2 separate regions of the Mus musculus genome follow, and region 2 is linked to region 1. A link is a loop called in an ENCODE intact Hi-C map of the cell type or tissue named here. Cell type or tissue: heart. All regions are shown on one strand. Links, peaks and the distances in the headings refer to the core of each region. The heading gives the core; the rest is flanking DNA.

Region 1 (10,025 bases), core at 1,963-6,962:
ACAGATCTAAAGGAACAGAGGCAGCTGCACTTGGAACCAGCCTGTCAGAAAGATACAAAGGAAGGAGATAAATACGTTTAGAGAGTGGTGATTGCAGGGCAAGATCCCACACACCTAAGATTTTTGTTTATGCTTACAAAGGCAGGCAGATTCCTGAGTTCAAGGTCAGCCTGGGACGGGGGAGTTTAGGTACGGGCCCAGGAGTGGTAGGAATGGTAATTCCAGGGCAGCTTATCATCTGTGCTTAACCAAGATAGGCAGATCTCTGAATTCTTTGGCAATATTTTTTTTTAATTTTGTTTGCTGTCTCTTTCTAAGAATCAAGGGGGTCATGGGATGCGGATTCATGGGATAATGAAAAGGGAACCTGGGGTAATAACTGAATTAATATGTAAATAAAAGACCAGGCTTTTGATCTGCAAGAGATGAGTTATCCAGAGAGTTTTTAGAACAGCAAGAGAGAGCTGTTTTGAGAAAGAGCAATCTGAAAAGCTGTCTCTAGCAGAACATAGACAATCAGCTTGTAACCCACAATTTGACTTCACATCATTTGTTTTACCACTTTCAGACACTCATTCTCTCAGGAACCTCTCTCCAAGCCAAGACTGGTCCTTGGAAAGATGGAATCTAGGCAAGAGTTCCACCCCTGAGTTAAACCTCCAGCACTTGTAATCTCAATGTAGCTCAGACTGACCTCCAACGCACTATGAATCCAACACTGGCTTCAGACTCTTGATCACACCACCTCTGCATTCAAGGCCCATGTGTGACCATGTTCACCTAACTTCTTTTTTCCTGTTCTGGCCTTGAGAGAGTACGTGGAGGCTATATTTCCTGCTGGTGACAACTGAAACTAAAATGCAGAGATGAGACAACAGTTCCAGCACCCTCACCCCCGAGTCTTGCAATGGCTTTGATTTTGAATGTCTCCAAACGGACCATGAGTTGAGAGCTTTATAAACACCGTGTGGTGCTACTGGACATAGTACAACATTTGGGATGAGAGCCTTAAAGCTATATTGAAGCTGAGTCATTACATGTATGGTCTTGAACGGGATCTTCAACATCAGTCTCCGTCGCTCTGTTTTTCTGCTTCCTAACTCTCATGAGTGAACAGACCTTGTTATCATCCACTCCTACTTTGATAAACTCTGCCATCTCAAGCCCAAAGCAACAGGGCCCAGCAACCAGGATGGAGACCTCTGAAATTACTGGTAAAAAAATAAACCTTTCCTCTCTTTTGTTTTTGATTTAAGACAGGGTCTTACAATGTAGCCCTGGCCAGGCCAGAACTTGATATATAAACCAGGCTTGCCTTGAACTCACAGAGATCCTCCTGCCTCTACCTTCCCACCTTTCCTCTTTTTAAACTGACTCATCTCAGAAATTTTATTTCTAATAAAGGAAAGCTAACAGGAATCTCTACTAGTCACCAATGTACAGGGGTTGACAGCCTAGCCTGTGGGTCCTGGAGTACCTCCCAATCTTGTGTCTGGAAGAGGCCCAAAGCAGAACCCTAAAGTTGTTTCTAGAAAGCTGGAGTCCTGGGGTAGGACATGATTTCTGTCATAGTTCCAGTGAGAAAATCCCCCACTAGTGACTGACCATCACAATCAGTCCACATCTTTCCTCCCCAAGGGTCCATTTCTGAGCCTAGCAGGCAAGGTTTAATTAACAGTAGAGATATGTGGTAGTATCTAGATCTGGCTTCCAGGCTCAGCATTCTTTAAGTACTAGTACTTTCCTTAGTTATAGAATCTCTGACTTCATTTTTGCCTGGGACCTTGTGGAACAAACCACACTGCCCTCCATGTGCATGCTCTCTGGGCAGCATGGGGAGCTACTATGGACCCCTGAGAAGCAACAGAGCTGCTGCTCCCCAGGCTGGACCAGAACTTTGGGAACCACCTCCCCCAAAACCATCACCTTCTAGGTTCATGGGCCACCCAAGGCCAGATGTTGCCTACAAGAGGGCTTCTCGAATCCAAGAAGTTTTAAGAATAATTTTTAAAGCAACAAGATTGTGAACTTTCTTTGAAAAACAAACCGAAGCAGTTTGCATAGAAGTGGCCCATGTGAGACTCCCTTCCCTGCACCTGGCCAGGGTTCAGTCCGCACCTGCACACATGCTGTGACCAGCTGTTCCGAAGACAGTCTGAGCTGGCTTCTGGTTCAAACCGATGCTGTGCAGCTGCTCTCCACCAGTATACGGGCTGAGGGGAAAGATGAAAGGGTAAAATGGGTGCTCCTGGGAGGAACTTATTGGCCCTTTCTTAGTGTGGCCAGGAGAAGGCAGCTTTGTGGCCAGAAATTCAGCAGATTCCCTAGACTGACTCCCCCACAGGCTGGTCTAGTGAGGAGGACAACAGAAGCAGCCTTAGGGTCTCTGTCCCAGAGGCTCGTTATAGTCACTCACACGTCACACGAACCTCTACTGTCCACCTTAGTTTGCATATGCAGCTGTTCCAGAACCCCATTTCCTCTGCCATAAAGAAAGAATGGTCTTCTAATTTCCCAGGCTTGTGAAGGTCTCCCAACCCAAGCTGGACAGAGCTATGCTTGGCTCGCCTGGTGTGTTATTGTGTGCTCTTGCTTTCAGATAAAAGTCTCTAGAAGGACCAGAAAACCGCACATAAGTTGTGTCCCTGGAGGACTGCATACTCAGCCATCTGTCAGTACAGATGAGTTGGATGACCCCACCCTGACACTTAGGGAGTTTTTGGGCAGGCATTCAGCTGGCTACATGTGCTGTGGCCATTTTGGATGTACTTTATCCCCCAAGGGCTGATGTTCAACTGTTGAAAGATCGGCTCTCCAGAAGGTGATATTGAGAGATGGTCAGAGTGTTAAGAAGAGTGGCTTAGTGGGGCATGATTAGGTCACTGTGGATTCCCTCTTTGGAAGGCATTTATTAGATCCTGTGGGACCCCAGTTAGTTCTCTGAGATAGTTGTTCTGAAAGAGCAAGACTGGCCTGGCTTCCTGGCCTGGCTTTCCACTGAGTCTCTCTAACATCCATCTCTACGAAGATATCTGCCATGAGATAAGGCAGCTAGGACTGAGAGTGGGAGTGGAAGGTGCAGCAGAACCAGCACCGTGCTGTTCGGATTCCAACAATGTGAGCTATCTAAACCCTTCTCTCCCTTAAGGTACCCAGCCTTATTATTGTTTAAATAACAACAGAAAACTGACTGGTGTGTATAATATTCCAGTAAGCAAAGTCTCTTCTAGATAGTACACTGGTAATGAATCAAGTGATCCAGGGCCACCTCAAAAACACACCCAGAAAGAAGCAGAGTCTAGAAGGTAAGAACAGTTTACTGCTCGGCCCAGGGAGTGGCACTATTAGAAGGTGTGGCCCTTTTAGAGTAGGTGTGTCACTGTGGGTGTGGGCTTGAAGACCCTCATCCAAGCAGACTGGAAGCCAGTATTCTACTAGCAGCCTTCAGATGAAGATGTAGAACTCTCAGCTCCTTCTGCATCATGCCTGCCTGGATGCTGCCATGCTCCCACCTTGATGATAATGGACTGAACCGCTGAGCCTGTAAGCCAGCCCCAATTAAATGTTGTCCTTTATAAGACTTGCCTTGATCGTAGTGTCTGTTCACAGTAGTAAAACCCTAAGAAAAACTGACACCAATATGTGGGTGCTCGGATCTTGGGAACAGCCAGCAGCAGGCCTCCAGCGCAGCCAACCACCAAAGTAGTGCTATCTAGCCTGTCCCTGATATCCTTACCACACTGGTTACATACCTGGACATCAGGAAGGGATTCTGGTGCAGGCAGCTGCCCATGGACCCTCTCTGGGTCCCCAATTCTGGGAGGCAGACCAAAGCAACTCTTTCCAAGTTGGGAGGAGCCTCATTCCCCTTGACTCTGGCCTTGCAGAAAATGCAACCCAATTTGACCAAAACCCACTAGGGGTCAGCCCTAAACCAGCAAAGAACCAAGGGTGTATGAGTCAGAGATGGGCCAGCCCTTTGGGAATTTGGAGGGCATCAGTCTTCCAAAACCAAGTACACAGGGAGAGACACTGGCAGTCGAACAGGCTCAAGAAAAGGAAAAATCCCAGAACCCAAGGAGGACCAGAGTGAGGCCTGGGAATGCAGTGGTGCCCTTTGAAGAACAGCAAGGGCTTGCTTATCTGGCCTGGGTTTCTGTGGCTCCTGTAATCTGGCCCATCCAGGAAACCGTCTCTCAATTGTTAAAAATCCACCAAAACTTACTGTTGGTCTCAGAAGGACAATGGTATAAGTCAGCTATTACATGAGGAGTCACATTCACAGACAGAAAGTAGATAGTGGGTGCTAAGAACTGGGTAGCAGGTTAGGCTCGGGTGGGAGGGAGTGCTGACGAAAAGTGGTTTCTACATGGGCAGATGAGGAGTCCCCAGAAGGGTGGTGAGGCCCAACAGCAATGTAAATGTATCCAATGTCACTGCCTTAGAAACAACCAAATAGAAAGCATAAAATGGTTATGATTTTATGCCTTGTGTATTTTACCTCAAGAGTGTTTTTTTTTTCCTTCTTCTTCTTCTTATTAAAATGCCAACCTCTCAAAATCCATTTACTGAAAACTTCCACATTCTGGCTTCAGAGCTGAGGATACAACTGGCGCATTGCTATTCTTGGGAGTCTCTGAGCTTAGAGCAGACGGATGAGAGCGTGTGCTTCTCAGGACGGGCACACACAGGGAGAGGCTGTCTTAGATGGAGCCAGTGCAGCCGCAGAGAAGCCAGCCCTTTGCCAGGCAGTCAGGAAAAGGCTTCAGAGAAGTGACCAGAGGCAAGTGGACAGCATCTCTGTACTCAGAAGCTCTGTGTAAATAACTTCTATGAATGGCATGGGTGATGAGGGTCCCCTTAGGGTCAATGCCACAGGCTGCCAGTCATTCCCACTCTGACTGTAGCCTGCATACCATCAGCAAGACCCGCTCTTTCCCACAAGATCTGGCCTGCCATTTCTGCCTATCTGTGGGCACCAGGAGGCATGGACCATGTCTTTGCTGCAAATACTGAATCCACAGCACCTACCCAGGACAGGACAGGCATGTAGTAGATTCTAAAGAAACCACTCCAGTTGGACTGACAGGACAAGGGACAATATACTCCTAAGGACATGCTTCTACCTAAATCACACACCTTATAGTTTCCAACATTTCCCATATTCACATCACCAGGCAGTAACCAAGCTTCCAGTATATGAACCTTTTTGGAAGGCACTTTATATCCAAACATGAGCAGAGACCTTTAGAGGAATGAGGTAGTAGAACCCCACTTCCTTTCTCTCGCTATCCTTTCTCCCCTACCCACCATAAATGAATAAGCTTCTTTTACCACATACATACTCCTGTCATGGCATGCAACTGGTCCCAAATCAGTAAGGTCAGTTGACTATGGACTGAAAACTGTGAACCAGTATTGACCTTACCTCCTTTTAAGTTTATTTGCCTGAAGGGATTTTGTTATAGCAACCGAGAGCCAGCACTCTGGCTTTCTTCTGCATTTTCTGTTTTTCTTTACATTTTAATAAATATATGGTAAAAGATGGCGCCAAACCCACTGACACTCACACATTGAAATGAGGCCCATTTCTATTCCCTTTGATCTATATGAGCCCAGGAATGATGGCAGAAGTGAGGGTGTGCTGGCTCTGGAATACGTGGTATGGCCACTGGCAAGCTTTTAGGTCCTCAGAGCTCAGAGCAGCAGCGCAGACCCTCAATGGAGCCACTGTGTGGAAAGGGCCTGAGGCTGCAAAGGAGGCTGAGGGTTCCAGCATGGAGTATCCTAATCCCCTCCATACAGGGGCCACCCTCCGAAGACCATCATGCCCTCAATAGTACACAAAGCGGAGATCTGCCTCCTTTCCTAAGCCATGAAGCTGTGAAGCAGGATAATAGGATGGCCGCCAGTCTGCTTCGCTATTCCTGGGGCACTTTGTCATGGAGACTCACAGTGAGGTTTGCTTCCTCCATATGGATTGACGTTTGCACTGCATAGAGAGGTGTGTCTGCATCGGCAGAATTGGTCAATAATTCCTAAGCATTACTTTAAGGTGTCTGTGTATATGTGTATATTTTAGTTCAAATGAATCATCTGTTTCCTCCTGCTAAAGCAGATGTATACCTCATCTCCCTCCAAAGCAGATCCTGCCACCCCCTCCACAGTAAGCAGCCTGGAAATCTGTGCTATTTATGTAATTGACTTGTAAGCGTGATCCAAGTTCTAGGCTATTTTTAAATGTATGGATCATTGTTTTACATTGGAACCCTGCATTAGGAGCTCTCTGCATTCACATTTGAATTTGGATGACGAGCTGTGGGGCTAGAGAGGTGCGGCAGGTCAGGGGTCAAGTATGATCTCCCGCACAGGCTGCTGTGTTTGCATCCTAGCCCTTGAGTTTCCCCTTCTGGAAAATGGGGGAAAATAATACAAACAACTTCACAGCATTGTATGGGTTAAGTCAGCTGGGGAACAGATGCCCAGAGCAGTACCTGGCTTATGTTTTTTTGTTTTTGTTTTTGTTTTCTTTTGTTTTTTCGAGACAGGGTTTCTCTGTATAGCCCTGGCTGTCCTGGAACTCACTTTGTAGACCAGGCTGGCCTCAAACTCAGAAATCTGCCTGCCTCTGCCTCCCAAGTGCTGGGATTAAAGGTGTGTGCCACCACACCCAGCTGTACCTGGCTTATGATAACTCATGGCTTATAATAACTCATGGCTTATGATAGCCCAGCAGTGCATTACTGGCATTTGCTAATTTTACCTTCTTCAGCTTCCTGTCACCAGTAGTTCTCTCTCTACAAGAAGGTCTGAACAGAAGAATATGAGAGTAGCATCCAGCCCTAGGGCAGTCAGCTTAAACAGTGGCCTATGGGCCATCTTTGGATCTCGTTAATAGCAACCCGGTGAACATCCATGTTCTTAGGCATTAAAGTCCACAGACTTTAAAGCTCCAGGTACAGCTGGGCCCACTGCACCACATGCCTGGTGGTCTGGGCTCTGAAGAAAGATGAAGCCTACCTGCTTCCGATTCTCTCCTTCCCAGGCTCCTTGAAACCTTGCTTGTTCTCCATGGATGTGCCCAGTTGGCCTCCTGTGGCATCCTGCAACCTGGGTACACACAACTCATTTTCTGAGCAGGACAGTTTCTGAATCCAAGTGATAGGGTTGGCCTGTGTCTGGTGTGCAGAACTCAAGCTGGCTATTTGTGCAAACTTATCCTGACCTGAATTGGGGGGAAAAGACAGTCATACACATGAGATTACGTTGGCTTCACTCGTTGCTCTTGATACAGTAACACACTCCTGACCATGATTAGTCAGTCTCTCTCTCTCTCTCTCTCTCTCTCTCTCTCTCTCTCTCTCTCTCTCTCTCCCAGCTCTTTTTCTGCACTGAGAGACTTAAAAACTGTCCCCTGCTAACTTGGGGAGTTATTGTGCCTAGCCCCCAAATAAAAGTTCTTCTAATAAGTACTTGCTAATAAAAGATGCTTTGGAAACGTAGGAAGAGAGATGAGATGGTCTCTGAGCGGATAGACTGGGAGCCAGGAACCAGTTCTAACTTGTGCAACTCGAAGCTCCAGCAGGGCCTAGACAAAATTAGCTGTCCCAGCTCATTCTGCATTTATCCTCACAGGCCTGCCCTTGCAAACAGTCCTGTAACAAAGCACCAGGCATCCCAGATCAGGCTCTCCCTGTGTAATACAATCTTTGATATCAACGTAGCTTACTTTGCCCCAGAAGTCAGAGTCTCCTGCCAGATCCTATAAGAACACATTAGAAGTGCTGGCCCTTGGCCTTGCAGTGGTGGTGCACGCCTTTAATCCCAGCACTTGGGAGGCAGAGGCAGGTAGATTTCTGAGTTCGGGTCCAGCCTGGTCTACAGAATGAGTTCCAGCCAGAGCTACACAGAAAAACCCTGTCTCGAAAAACCAAGAAAGAAAGAAAGAAAGAAAGAAAGAAAGAAAGAAAGAAAGAAAGAAAGAAAGAAAGAAGGAAGGAAGGAAGTGCTGGCCCTCAGCTTCAATCCTTTCTCCCTTCTCAGAAGGCTTAAGAAACGACTCTGGCAAGACACTGAAAATGAGGCTGTGGTCATGAGGAATACCACACTCCACTATTTGTATTACTTAGACAAAAATGAGACTTCACTAAAAGATCTCTTAGTTTAACAAGGCCTTGGTCAAAACTGCATCTTTCTGTTGCCAAGAATGTCCCAAAGACATTGGCATTCTGAGAGGGCAGTGTCTGTCCACTGCCACGGTGCACTGGGAAATTCACAAGATAACTGTGATGTCAGGAATGCAGCTGATGAACATCTGATTTTGTCTGGATGTTGAAGGGCTCAAGCCCAGGTTAGTTACAGCATCCCAAACACCCAAGAAGCATCCTGAACTAAGGGGAAAGTCACTGGGGTGAGACCCTGGGCAGCAGAAGAGTAGTCCTGTAAGCAAAGGCTCAGAGAAAGACCAAGCACACCCCAAAGCTCAAGACCCGCCCGCAAAGAGGGCTGATTAAAGACTTCAAGCCCACTCCAGGTAGCATTGAAACTGATGTCTGGCATCTGGGGGCCGGGGAGAATTCTCAGTCTTGCAAGCACCAGGACCTGAGTTTGAGCCTCAGAATTGACAGAGAAAAGTCAGGCACAGAGGCGCCTGTTTTTGATCCCAGTGCTGGGGCAGGGGTGGAGGAGAGAGACAGATCCCTGGGACTCACTGGCTCAATAACATTCTCCAATCAGCAGCCTCAGCTTGTCTGTTGGAGATCTTATCTCAAAAGGAATGGTAGGCAGCTCCTGAGGGCAGACACTTGAGCTGGTCCTCTGGCTTCCATATGTATGTACACACATGTGCATACATACTCACATGTGCATACACACACATGTGCACACACACACAGGCACAGGGGTGGGGGTAGAAAATGGTATCTGCAGAAAGTTTCTCACAGAGATTCCTAAAAGGCGAAGGGAAACTGTTTAAGTGGATCTTTTTAATGTAAACGAAATGTTAGAGCCCTGAAAACTCCTGAGATGAGAGAGTTTGAAGCTTGAAAAAACACTGTACTAAGAGCAAAAGTAGGCCTGAAGGACCAGTTTCACAAGTGAGCTCCAAGTGTCTGTATAAACATTCAGCGACATAAACGGTTGCTGAAACCAGGCAATAAGAACAGTATCGGTAGTGTTTACACACAGTATCTCAGCAGCAGCAGATACTCAGGTACAATTAATTTGCATTAATGATCTCTAGATCCCTGGAACTCTTCTGAAGCCAGCACCCCATGTTTCAGGGGGCACAGTTACAGGTTTCTGCTGGTTTAGATCATGAGTTCCTTTTCCTCCCTGTGTTTGGCTCTGTTTCTGAAAGCTCTGATCCTGTTCTCCAGTTCATTCAGGCCAGGGACTGGCACCTAAACCTTCGTGTATATTGTCTGGCACAGAAACAAAGCCCATAGGTGGAAGCCACTGTCACCATTGCCACAGTCCACGGAGCACTGGGCAGTGAGCTAGAAATATGATATGCTGCCTACTGGTGCATAGCACAGACCTGAGAGGCTCAGTGTGGCCTAATGATGACACCAAGATTCAGAGAGGGGATGTGACCTCCCAAAGCCACACACACAGCCAGTAAGTGGCACTCAGCTGAATCTAAGGGACACCTGAGGTTTCTTCATTAGCCAGGGCCTCTCTGCTTTGTACTCGGGTTGAAGTCATTTAGGTTCTTTTGCACACAGGTTCTGGTTCAATAGCTGTCAGGCAGGCTCTGAGATTCTGCATCCTTAGTAGCTCAAGGGTTCTCAGTACATCATTGTAGCTAACTGTTCCCTTTTATAAACGGAAGAAATACACTTAGACATCAAAAACAAGCATGATGAAGATGAGGTCAGCACTCAGAAGTCTCAGGCATTCAAGGCTCCGCTAGGGAAATGGTGACAGGAAGAAGAGGGGGAAGCAGATGGGCTCTGGGGTCTAGAAGCCCCAGCCTCAAGCAGCTGATACGGGGTTTCATTTCTTTACACCCTGTTGCCCCCCCA
Region 2 (10,025 bases), core at 3,113-8,112, 210 kb after region 1:
ATTGTAAAAGGGAAGCAAATAGAAATTCTAAAGTGTAAAACTGTGATAATTTAGTATAAGACCTCAACATGGGTTTGAGAGAGACTGAAGATACCCAGTCTGGAGTGAAATGCTTTTTAAAACACGAATTAAAATGAACAGCAGAACTTTATAAATTGATGATACGTGATTAAGTGTTCCAGTATACACATCATGTGAGTTCCAGGGGGAAACACGGTGGTGAGAACAGGTAGAGAGGATACAAATAATGGTTCAAAATCCTACAAACTTGCTGAAAAACACTGATCTAAGAATCTCAAGCCCGGAAAGACGGCAAACTGGGCGTCACACCTGACAAATACACAGGGGAGCAGGGAGAAGACAGGGAATCTCGAAAGCGCCAAGGGTCTGCCTTTACGCATGCTCCAAGGGAGGCCACTCACCCAACCCAGATCTTAGGACCTCCATCCTAGCCAGACTGCTTCTGCTCTTGTCTAAGAAGGCAAGACAGCAACTGCCGGGCCGTTGCTGTCCACTGCTAGAAGCAGAGAGCAGTTCTGAGCTTTCACAAAAGAATGGTCTGGAGGCCCGGCTGCCATGGAGATCACCAGAGATTGCTGGCCTCTCTTCCCGGATGGCCACTGAGCTTCTGCCTTGTAGCCCAGCCAGAAAAGGGAAGGCCTGAGAAATCGCTAGGCTTTCTGAAGCCCCTTGAGTCTGGTGTGTGCAGCCTAAAGGTGGGTGGGGCGAAGAGGTTCAGGGAGGGGAGGCTCTGGCTAGGAAGTGGAACTAAAAGCCTCTGCTGTGCCTGAGGCCAGTTCCTGTTTGAAGGAACCCACAAGGCTGCTGTCCGGGACACTCGAATAGGGAAGAGGTGACAGAGGACACTTCTCAGAAGCACAGTGGGACCTGCACAAAACCCAAGCCACAGGCAGGATGCTGTGGGCCCTGCAACCTCTACCCACCAGAACCATGAGGCTCTGACCTTCTGGCCACCATTCACAGCCTCGCCTCCACCCACACCATGTTCCACTGCCTCTGGAGCGGAGCTGAACACAAGCTGCCCCAGCCGCTGGCCTCTGATGCCCATCCCTAGGGCTCAATGTTGGCAGTGTGGTCGGGACTCTTTTGAACAATCTGCCCCTGGGATCTGCTAGCTAGCCAGGGTCACACACTGAGTGGGGAGCCAGAGTCTCACCTTCATGCCTACACTCCACTTGCTATTGTTCACAAAACACATAGGTTCAGTGTCAGCTTACAGAGGCAACAAGAGATGACCACTGGGGACAGCCAATCAGGCCAACCCCACTCCTGAAGAATGAAGTGACAGGAACCTATAGACCAGTGGCTTAGAGACAGCTTTGGGTGCGGGCCACCTGCTGGGGCTCAATCATTCTCAGACCGGCTGAAGGCATACAGAAAGCAGTGTGTAAGGGGCCAGAGAGGTTCAGGCAATGTGGTCAGACAAGCTGGTCACTAGACTAAGGAGCTGAGATTTTTCTGTAGACAGAGACTCTGAGGGAGGTCTAAGGAGGGACACGTGTGACTAAGTCTACTGAGGGTCAGTGTTTGGGCAGCAGACTAGAACAGGTGTGGGGTGACCAACCTAGAAGCCAGTGCAGGTGACAAGAAAGTAGGTGTCCAGGGTACCAGATCTCAGAGCACCCACCCTTCCACTACAGGAAACGAAGAAGAGAGAGCCAGCAACTCTGCAGTGGGACTGGTGGGTGTGAAGGGCTCCTGCTGAGATCTGGACAGGGGCTCTGCACCTGCTGGTGGTGACGAATGCGGCAGAGGAGAGGGTGGCCACGTGTCTACAACCGCCCAGTCCTCAGAGACCTAGAGAGACAGAACTCAGAAAATAGGGGAGGCCAAAGCAAACAGAGTGCATCAGGGCACGAGGGCCAAGTCGCACAGACAAGGATGAAAAGCTGGACAGGTGCAGCCACCAGCAGTAAGGTGGGACAGAAGGGGCCTAGGGGTCATCAGATGCTCCAGTCGAGGCTACCAAGGATGTGGGGGACAAATGGAGGGAAAGAGGCAGCCAGAGCCAGGCAAGGTGCTAGGGTGGGAAACGGAATGAAGGGTAGATCCCAAAGAGCACAAAGTGGGCACAAGACCTGTGGTAGTACTGGGCTAACTGCACTTTCTGATAAGGCACTCAGGTAGATTTATAATGGCAGAAGGAGCCACAGGACGAAGGGGGTGAGGGTGTCTGCAAGCAGGGAGGGCTTCTGACCTGAGGAAGAGTGAGAAGCCAAAAGGCCCAGAAGGAACAGGAGATAGCAGCAGCAAGGCCAGCAGCGGCCGATCTCACAGCCCCACACTCTGCTCTCTTGTAACTATCCAGCCTAGATCCAACATGGACGATGCCAGGCTCAAGGCTCCTTCTATCCCTCAGTCCTGAGCAAGTATGCAACAAGGAAGAACTGGATAAACATGCCCCATACATAGCCCTACACACAGATGTATCTAGAAACACTCCCAGAAAGGATGAAATCTCACAGGCACCTCAGAGTTCACCGCAAGTAGCTCCGCCCTCTGCACAGGGACATGTGACATCTGCAGACCCCACCCTGCAGCAGGAACTCTCACTTCTCTGGGAACACCTGGGGCCGGGCCCTAACTTCTGCAGCACCCAGTCATTCAGCTACTACCACCATCACCCTAGAAGGCCTGCAGCAATGCCCCACACCCACTGTGCACTGAGTTCAAGCAGCCAAAGGCCTCTGGACAAACTCCAGCGCCGGGTTGTAAAGGCACAGGATGCTGCTGCTAAACCAGACTCGGACACTAGGGGGAGTTTTGAGGCTCTCTCTGCCAGATTCCATTCAGATTACTGGAATTTTTCTACTTCTTCCAACACACTTTCACACATGGACAATCTGCTAAAATGCTCCGTTGCAAAAAATTTAGGTTCAGGAACACCCAAGAATGAAATCACTGAGAACGGCAGTTGCCTTAGCTGTTAGTCCAATGGAATATCAGTAACTAAAGGACTTTTCTGAGTAAAAGGATGTGTGTGTGTGTGTGTATTCGTTCTAAGACAAGAGTCTTGCTGTGTAGACCTGCCTGGGATTGAATCTACAGTATTCAAGTTTCCTGCTTCCGCTTACCGAATTCTGAGACTGCAGGTTTGAGCCTCATGCTTGGCTTCTTCATTTTCTTTAAAAAAAAAAAAAAAAAACCAAAAACCAAAAAACAAAAAAAACAAAAACTTTTCTAAAAAGCAAATACCCATATATTTTGATTTGAGAGTCCTAATCTTCTCAGGTGACTAGTGCTCTCATGTGCGCGCATACACACACACACACACACACACACACACAGCCTTAGAAAACAACTTGCTGAGTTACTGCTATGACAACCGAGCTTAATATCTAAAGCAGAAATTCTTAAAGAGTATCCAGCGGCATGTGCCCCATGAAGCTCTGTGTAAAGCAGTTTCCCTGGAGACAAGCCTAGAAGCTAGACCCACGGTCCACCCAACATACAGCTACACAAAGGTGTCAAAGGCCCTGAGATGGCCTTGCAGAAGAAACCTTGAAAACCTTGCTAAACGACGATGTCTCAGGTTACTTCACCGTGTAACAGTCCACTTCTCTCACTGACTGCAGAACTCACTTCAAACAGTGAGCTGCTCAGCCCTTCACCAGATGGGCCACACGCATTCACATGTGTTAAACGAGTCAAGAGTTTGTAAAAACATTTGGAGATTTTTTTTTACATTAAGAAGCCGAGTCCTGCAGGCCATGGTGGCTCCCGCCTTTAATCCCAGCACTTGGGAGGCAGAAGCAGGCGCATCTCTGTGAGTCAGAGGGCAGCCTGGTCCACAGTGCAAGTTCCAAGGCAGTCAGAGCTACATAGTGAGGTTCTGTCTCAAGAAAAGGAGGGGGAGGGGGGGAGGAGGAAGAGGAAGAGGAGGAGGAGGAGGAAGAAGAGGAGGAAGGGGAAGAGGAGGAGAGGAGGAGGAAGAGGAGGAGGTGGAGGAAGAGGAGGAGGTGGAGGAAGAAAAGTAGAAGCCTTTCTGGAGCCATGGACTCTCTCTAGCTGCATGGATTTCCTCCTCCTGCTGGGCACTTCCTGGCTGCCCACCCTGGCATCCCATAACACTAAACGCAACCAGCCCCATTTATTTCCAGGGGCAGAAGGACCTTTGTGAAAGCATTCTCACTGGGTTCCTGCTTCCAGCTCCGGCTCATCCCTGGTGGTGGAGACCAGTAGGATGACACTGCCAGGCCAGGCTGCTCCTCACTGGGGTGGGCATAGCCAAGGATGGGGGGGTGGGGGCTCTATTGTTCTAGATAAGCCTTACAAGCAGGAGGTGCCCCCAGGGCTCCTTCTAGGGTGCTCACTGAACACATGACTTGCCCTAAGCAAGTCTTTGCAGATCTACCCTTGCCCCTGAGACTCACACAAGCCTTGTTTACTGAGAAGGGGTCAGAAAAGACCAAAGAGACCTACCTAGGCCCCGCCCCCACAAAATCCTTGCCTTTGGACTCTGACCTGCCCGCAGAAAGCAAGCTGCAAGCCCCTCCCCTGGAATCCCATTGTTGCCCTGGCTAAGTTGGCTCTCTGCCCGGGCCCCCAAGCATGAAGCCCCACAAGCCACATTCTTTCATTTTTCTTTTTAAAATCAAATGCTAAGGAAAACGGTTGCAGTGGGACAGCCGTAACAGCGCAATCTAGACATTTCCATTTGGTTCTGGCTGCAGGTCTGGGTCCCGGGTCCTGTCTAAACTCCTGCGGTCAAGTCGGTTCTGTCATGTTGTGGGCCACCCCAAGCCCTTCCTGGAAGAAACCTGGACTTCTGCGGAGTAAGAATCACCCGAGCAAGAGTCCTTCACACTGTTTGACGGGTCCTATACTTTGCAGATGAACAGGACTTATTCTAAGAGCGACAACCAAGCCTTCCTTTCTCCCTTCCTTTATGAGTTCAGAGGTTCACATAGGGCATTCCTGAAACTTTCAGTTCTCAGGTCTTTAGGCGATTACTACAGGCAGGAAGGGTGTTAGGGTTGGGCAAGTTTGGGAAGTGAAATAAAGGGATGTGCCCCTTGACCAGAAGGGCTCCTTTCGGCGCGGCAAGGGTTAAGTCAGACGGCTCTGGCCACAGCCTAGGGAGGCCGGACCTCGGGCAGCCGCTGGTGTCCCGAGCGTTCAGCTCTGGGCCCTCTCCAAGCCGGCTACATTCCAGAAGCAGCTCCGCTCGCAGGTTCCGCTGCGACTTTGGAAAAGTCTGAGTCAGGCCCCCTTAGTCCAAGTCTGTGACAGAGGCGGATGAGGAGAATGAATGGCCCGCCCCCTCCGGGCGGTAAAGCCGCACAGGCGTCGCAGGCGCTGGCCCGGTTGTCCCCGTCGGGAACCGGTCTGCTACTGCCGTGCTCCTCGGACCCCTCAGCCCTGTGCCTCGGTGGACTTGATGGACCTGCCGCTCATGCCCACCGACTGCCCCGGATCCCCACTCTGCGCTGTTCCGCGCGTACCCTTGGCTCTCTCCCCGCGTCCCGGAGTTAGGGGGAGGCCCCGGCGAGAGTTAGAGCCCGGGAGCTGCGGCAAAGCCGGGCAGGTGCGGGCAGCAGCAGGACGTGGGGACCCGGGCGGGGGTTGTGCCTGCGGCTGCAGCGCGGCGCACGTGCGCGCCCGGAGTTACCTTTGGGCGCTCGCAGGTGTCCTCTCCAGTCCTTGCAGCAACACAGCCCCATGGCACCGCCGCTCCCGGGCCGCTCGCCTCCGCTCCCCGCCCCCGCCGACACCCCTGGAGCGGCGCGGCTGGCGCGCACTAGCCCGCTGGGCTCGTGGAGCGCACCGGGACTCCGTTCCCTCCCTGGTCCTCGCGAACGCGCAGATCACGCCGCGCGCCGCTTTTATGCTCGGCCGGGACGGCGCCCTCCCCACGGCCCGTTACTCTCCTCCGGCGCCGAGCCCAGCGCACCCAGCGGCCGCCAGGGGGCGCTGAGTCAATCACTACATTCTTCCTAGTCCGCTTCAGAGCCCACCAAGGGCGGCGCGACCACCGAAGCCAGATCGCTGGGCGCAAGAGGATGAAGTGTCCTTGCGCGACAAGGATGGCTCCTCCCCCTCCAGCATCCTTTAAACAGTCACCTCAGCCTTCTGCTAGACGGAAAGGGGGTGTGGTCTAAAGCCACCTGGCTCTTTTTCTCAGCCCACCTGAACTGTGTCACAAGAAAAAAAAAGTTTGCACTGGGTAGATGGTTGATCCTACTGGGACTGTTTCTCCCTGTGAAAGATCACTTGGCTCAATGTAAAAGTTGCACACAAATACACACACACAGAGAGAGAGAGAGAGAGAGAGAGAGAGAGAGAGAGAGAGAGAGAGAGAGAGGGAGAGGGAGAGGGAGAGGGAGAGGGAGAGGGAGAGGGAGAGAGAGAGAGAGAGAGAATAAATATATTTTTCCCTATTAAAAATACTAATACCCTGGGACCCAGCAACTCCATTCCCTAGTTTGTGCCCCACAAGAATTCTTGTCCACATGGCTAGGGAAACTATGTATAGGGGCCATTCATTGCAGCCTTGCTGGCAACTGTTTAACACTAGAGCCAGCAAAATGTTTCTCAGTAAAGGAATTTTCTAATGCATGGTGATAAAGTGGAGCATGGTAGTTGGGGTGGATCTACTGAGAGGGGCTTGATGTGCCCAGGTAAAACACCACCAGGTGTTCTAGACACTTGGGAGGTGGAAATCCAGGCTTGCTTCTTTTTGGGATGGGGGGGGGGGGGTGAAAAAAGGGGTGGATTTTAAGAGGCTTGTTTCCTACCAGGAAGGTGTATTCATGTGCTGTGTAACACGCAAGTGAGACTAATCATATTCTCTCATGTGTTTGCTTGGCACAGGTTCATTATGTTTTCTGCTTACTTTTGTGTGGTGTTGGGGATGGACTCATAAGCCCAGCCCCCAACCCCCTGCCAAGAGTGCTCAGTTGTTGTTTCTTCTTGCAGACCCCACTAGCATCTGCCACTGCCTGGCTCTGATGCAGGGCTGTGGCCTTAGGCTAGCCTGGGACCTCTCCTTTCATCTCCCAGCACAGAGTTGTTCAGGGAGGGTTGTGTGGTACAGTGTGCTGGGAGACCAAAGCTGTCCAGTGTGGGCAGAAGAGCTAAGCAGACAGGGAGGATTGCTGACTGGGGCAAGCCAGGAAAAGGTTTTCCCAAGTCTTCATTCAAAAGGGAGATTAACAGCAGCAGGCAGATCTCTGCCTCCCTCTCTTTGACTCCCTAGAAAACCTGGATGGGGCTTTGGGAGAGTCTCAGGGTGTCCGCAGCAGATCCAGAAAGAATGTTTTTACTCAGAACTTGGAAGGAGCTTACAAAGAGAGCACCAGAGAAAAGCCAGCCAGCCCTGACTTCTTGTTGCTGCCAAGTCACTTATACAGTTAGCACTAGGCAAGATCACTTCGTCACAGACAGCTTAATGAGGCCCCAGGAATTCCAGGCTGGAGCTCCCAGCATTCAGGGAGAGCATCCGAGGGGGAGCAAGCCCCTGGGGGAGTTGTTCAACAGCCAAGTCCTACATTTGGGAAGCAGGATTTAAAAGAAAACATCATAGTGGCCATTGGAGGTCTCTTGTTTATCTTTCTAAGAGGAAGTGGCAAAGCCGCATCGTTCGAATGAGCCTATAACTGAGAGTCGGCGTCCCAGTTGAACCGTTCAAATATATTTTGGGACACTCTACTTTTCAAAGTGGTTTTAAATACTAGCTCCTAGGCAGTTGGGCAGACAAATAGGAAGTCAGGAGCTTCTATCATTTCTGCCTTTGGTTTCAAACCCTTTAATTCCTGGTTATATATTGTGGTTTTTATAGTTTTCCTGTTGTATGATATCCTTGAGTGAAAAGGAAAATAGCATTCAGTAGATACTTCCTACTATGTGCAATTCACAGATGTTAATATTTGTTAACTATAAAACAACCCCACTAGGCACCTGCTATAGTATTCCATTTACAGAAGAAAAAAGAATTGAAATTTGAGAAGGTGAAGAGACTTGCAGACTTGCTTATAGTCAGGGAGTTGAGAAAGAGGTGACCAGCCAAGCAGGTGGATGAATGGATGTGTGAAAAGGTTGGTGGAGGAAGAGTAATGGATGGATTAGTGGGTTAATGGTCAGATAGGTGTGTGGATAGGTGGGGGTAGATTAACGGATAAGCAGATGGACATGCAGATAGGTGAATTAATGGATAGCTGATTGAATAGATGAGTGAGAGGGTGGCTGGATGGATGGAAAAATAATTGAATAGAAGGTTGGGTGGGTAGAGCCTGACTATTGGCTAGAAGAATAAGTGGGGAGGTAAATGGATGAATTAATAGGTGGATGGATGGCTAAAGGGATGTGAATGGAAGTGAACAGATGAATGTATGTTGGTCAATGGTTAGTTAAAAAGATGGACGGATGGACAGATGGATGGGTGGATGGTATTTCCTAAATTTGGCCCAGGGTCTTAGGCTACAATGGAAAAATATTATATACTAAGCACAGAATTTGGTTTAAAATACAGTTTCCTAAACATAGCTTTGCACCCCAAATTGTGTGTGATCCTAAACTCTCTGGAAATGAGCCAGTATCAGGACCATTTAAATTGGTAGGGCTCTAGACTCAATCCTCTCTGGGCTGGGGGTGCGGAGGGGGCCCCCATACACGCCACAGGGCACAGGCACCCCAGCTAGGATTGTGGGGGGTACACTATGATTACCCTTCCCTCCTTCTCCTTTCTTCATGTACCAACAGTGGGCCAATGTAGCCAAACTCTGATAAATATGCCCATGAGCTGAGCTCCAGGAGTACCAGGATGTGGGCTAAAGGTATAAGAGATCTTATTCTGCCAAGAGCAGACAAAGACTGTGTGATGGTTTGAATATGCTTGGCCCAGGGAGTGGCACTATTAGGAGGTGTGGCCTTGTTAGATGGAGTGTGTCACTGTGAGCATGGCCTTTAAGATCCTCGTCCTAGCTGCCTGGAAGCCAGTCTTCTCCTGTTTGCCTTCGGAACAAGATGTAGAACTCCCAGATCCTCCTGCATCATTCCTGTCCAGGTGCTGCCGTGTTCCCACCTTGATGATAATAGACTGAACCTGTGAGCCAGTGCCAATTAAATGTCGTGATTTATAAGAGTTGTCTTGGTCATGGTGTCTCTTCATGGAAGAAACCCTAACTAAGATAGACAGCTCTATAGACGAAGAGAATAGACCCTGGGGATACTGGAGTGATCCTGAAGTGGGTAGAGGATTCTTCCTGAAGAAGCTTTAGTCTGCCTTGGGGTGGGGAGCCATAGCAGGGTATCCAGGTATGAGTGTAATGTGACCTGTGTCTCCCACAGCTTAGCCTGGTGCTGGAGTCGAGCCAGGGGAGATCAGGGCAGGGAGAATTGGGGAAGCAATAGTATAAAGCAGGTAAGTGGTGCAGGGGCCCAGATACAGCAGCTCAGAAAGGCATAGATAGCATCAAAGAAGGACAGTGTGCTGACTGGGTGGCCCCTGGGTCTCAAGTCTAACTCTTTGCATTTGGGCTGCCACAGCCTGCTTAAAGAAGAGCCCTCTGGTGCCCAGTTCTGGGATACCATCCCTTGTGAGCAGTGTAACTGGGCTGAAACCATCACAGCGCAAGAAGCCCAGCCTTGCTCTGGACAGGCCACATGGAGAACTGCATCAGAACAACTCACATGCCTGAGAGTGAGGCTGCCTGGATGCACATCCCCCTAGTGATACCAGCGAGAGCAGGAAGCAATGTCTTGTCCAGCGTGCTCACACTGCAGAACAGTGAGGCAGCAGAGACTCATTAAGCTTCACGGTACTTTAAAAGAATGGTAGAGCATTTGGAAAATTGTTTCCTCTTAAATCAAGAAGCACTTGGCTGGAGAGAAAAAAAATTCCCGTCTCCAAGATGATGGGAATTCTATGCAACATGTCCATCTACTGCTGATGACTATGCAGAGAGAAGAAGCTGTGAAGATTGTCTGGGATGGGGTGGCAGTGGGGGTGGGGGTGGGGTGGGGAGGCCAGCTCTGGAGAGGGGTAGGCCTGTCAGAGTGGGGCA

What was found. A loop is a pair of places that touch in the nucleus more often than their neighbours do. Peaks named below come from ENCODE experiments on the same cell type or tissue, not always from the same donor. Only the 100,000 strongest peaks of a DNase experiment are listed, where the experiment ranks them.
Region 2: it touches region 1 in a loop (4-fold over the local background); 3 of 42 quality-filtered maps call a loop at or near these places.

What each region holds. Positions count from the first base shown.
Region 1 is chr14:33,527,628-33,537,652 of GRCm38, reverse strand. It overlaps Frmpd2, which reads right to left. Exons shown (of 30, transcript XM_017316244.1): 16 at 7,021-7,225; 17 at 2,119-2,213. Among named protein-coding and RNA genes, the nearest start is that of Frmpd2, 49 kb to the right of the region's middle. In heart, for the core only: a CTCF peak has its summit at 3,904 (motif pointing right); no DNase peak of the experiment used is centred there.
Region 2 is chr14:33,315,540-33,325,564 of GRCm38, reverse strand. The region is part of intron 4 of Arhgap22 (Rho GTPase activating protein 22); the gene reads right to left. Among named protein-coding and RNA genes, the nearest start is that of Gm41130, 89 kb to the right of the region's middle. In heart, for the core only: a CTCF peak has its summit at 5,928 (motif pointing right); DNase peaks (open chromatin) are centred at 5,344 and 5,814; H3K4me3 peaks cover 2,035 bases; H3K27ac peaks cover 1,975 bases; H3K27me3 peaks cover 2,569 bases.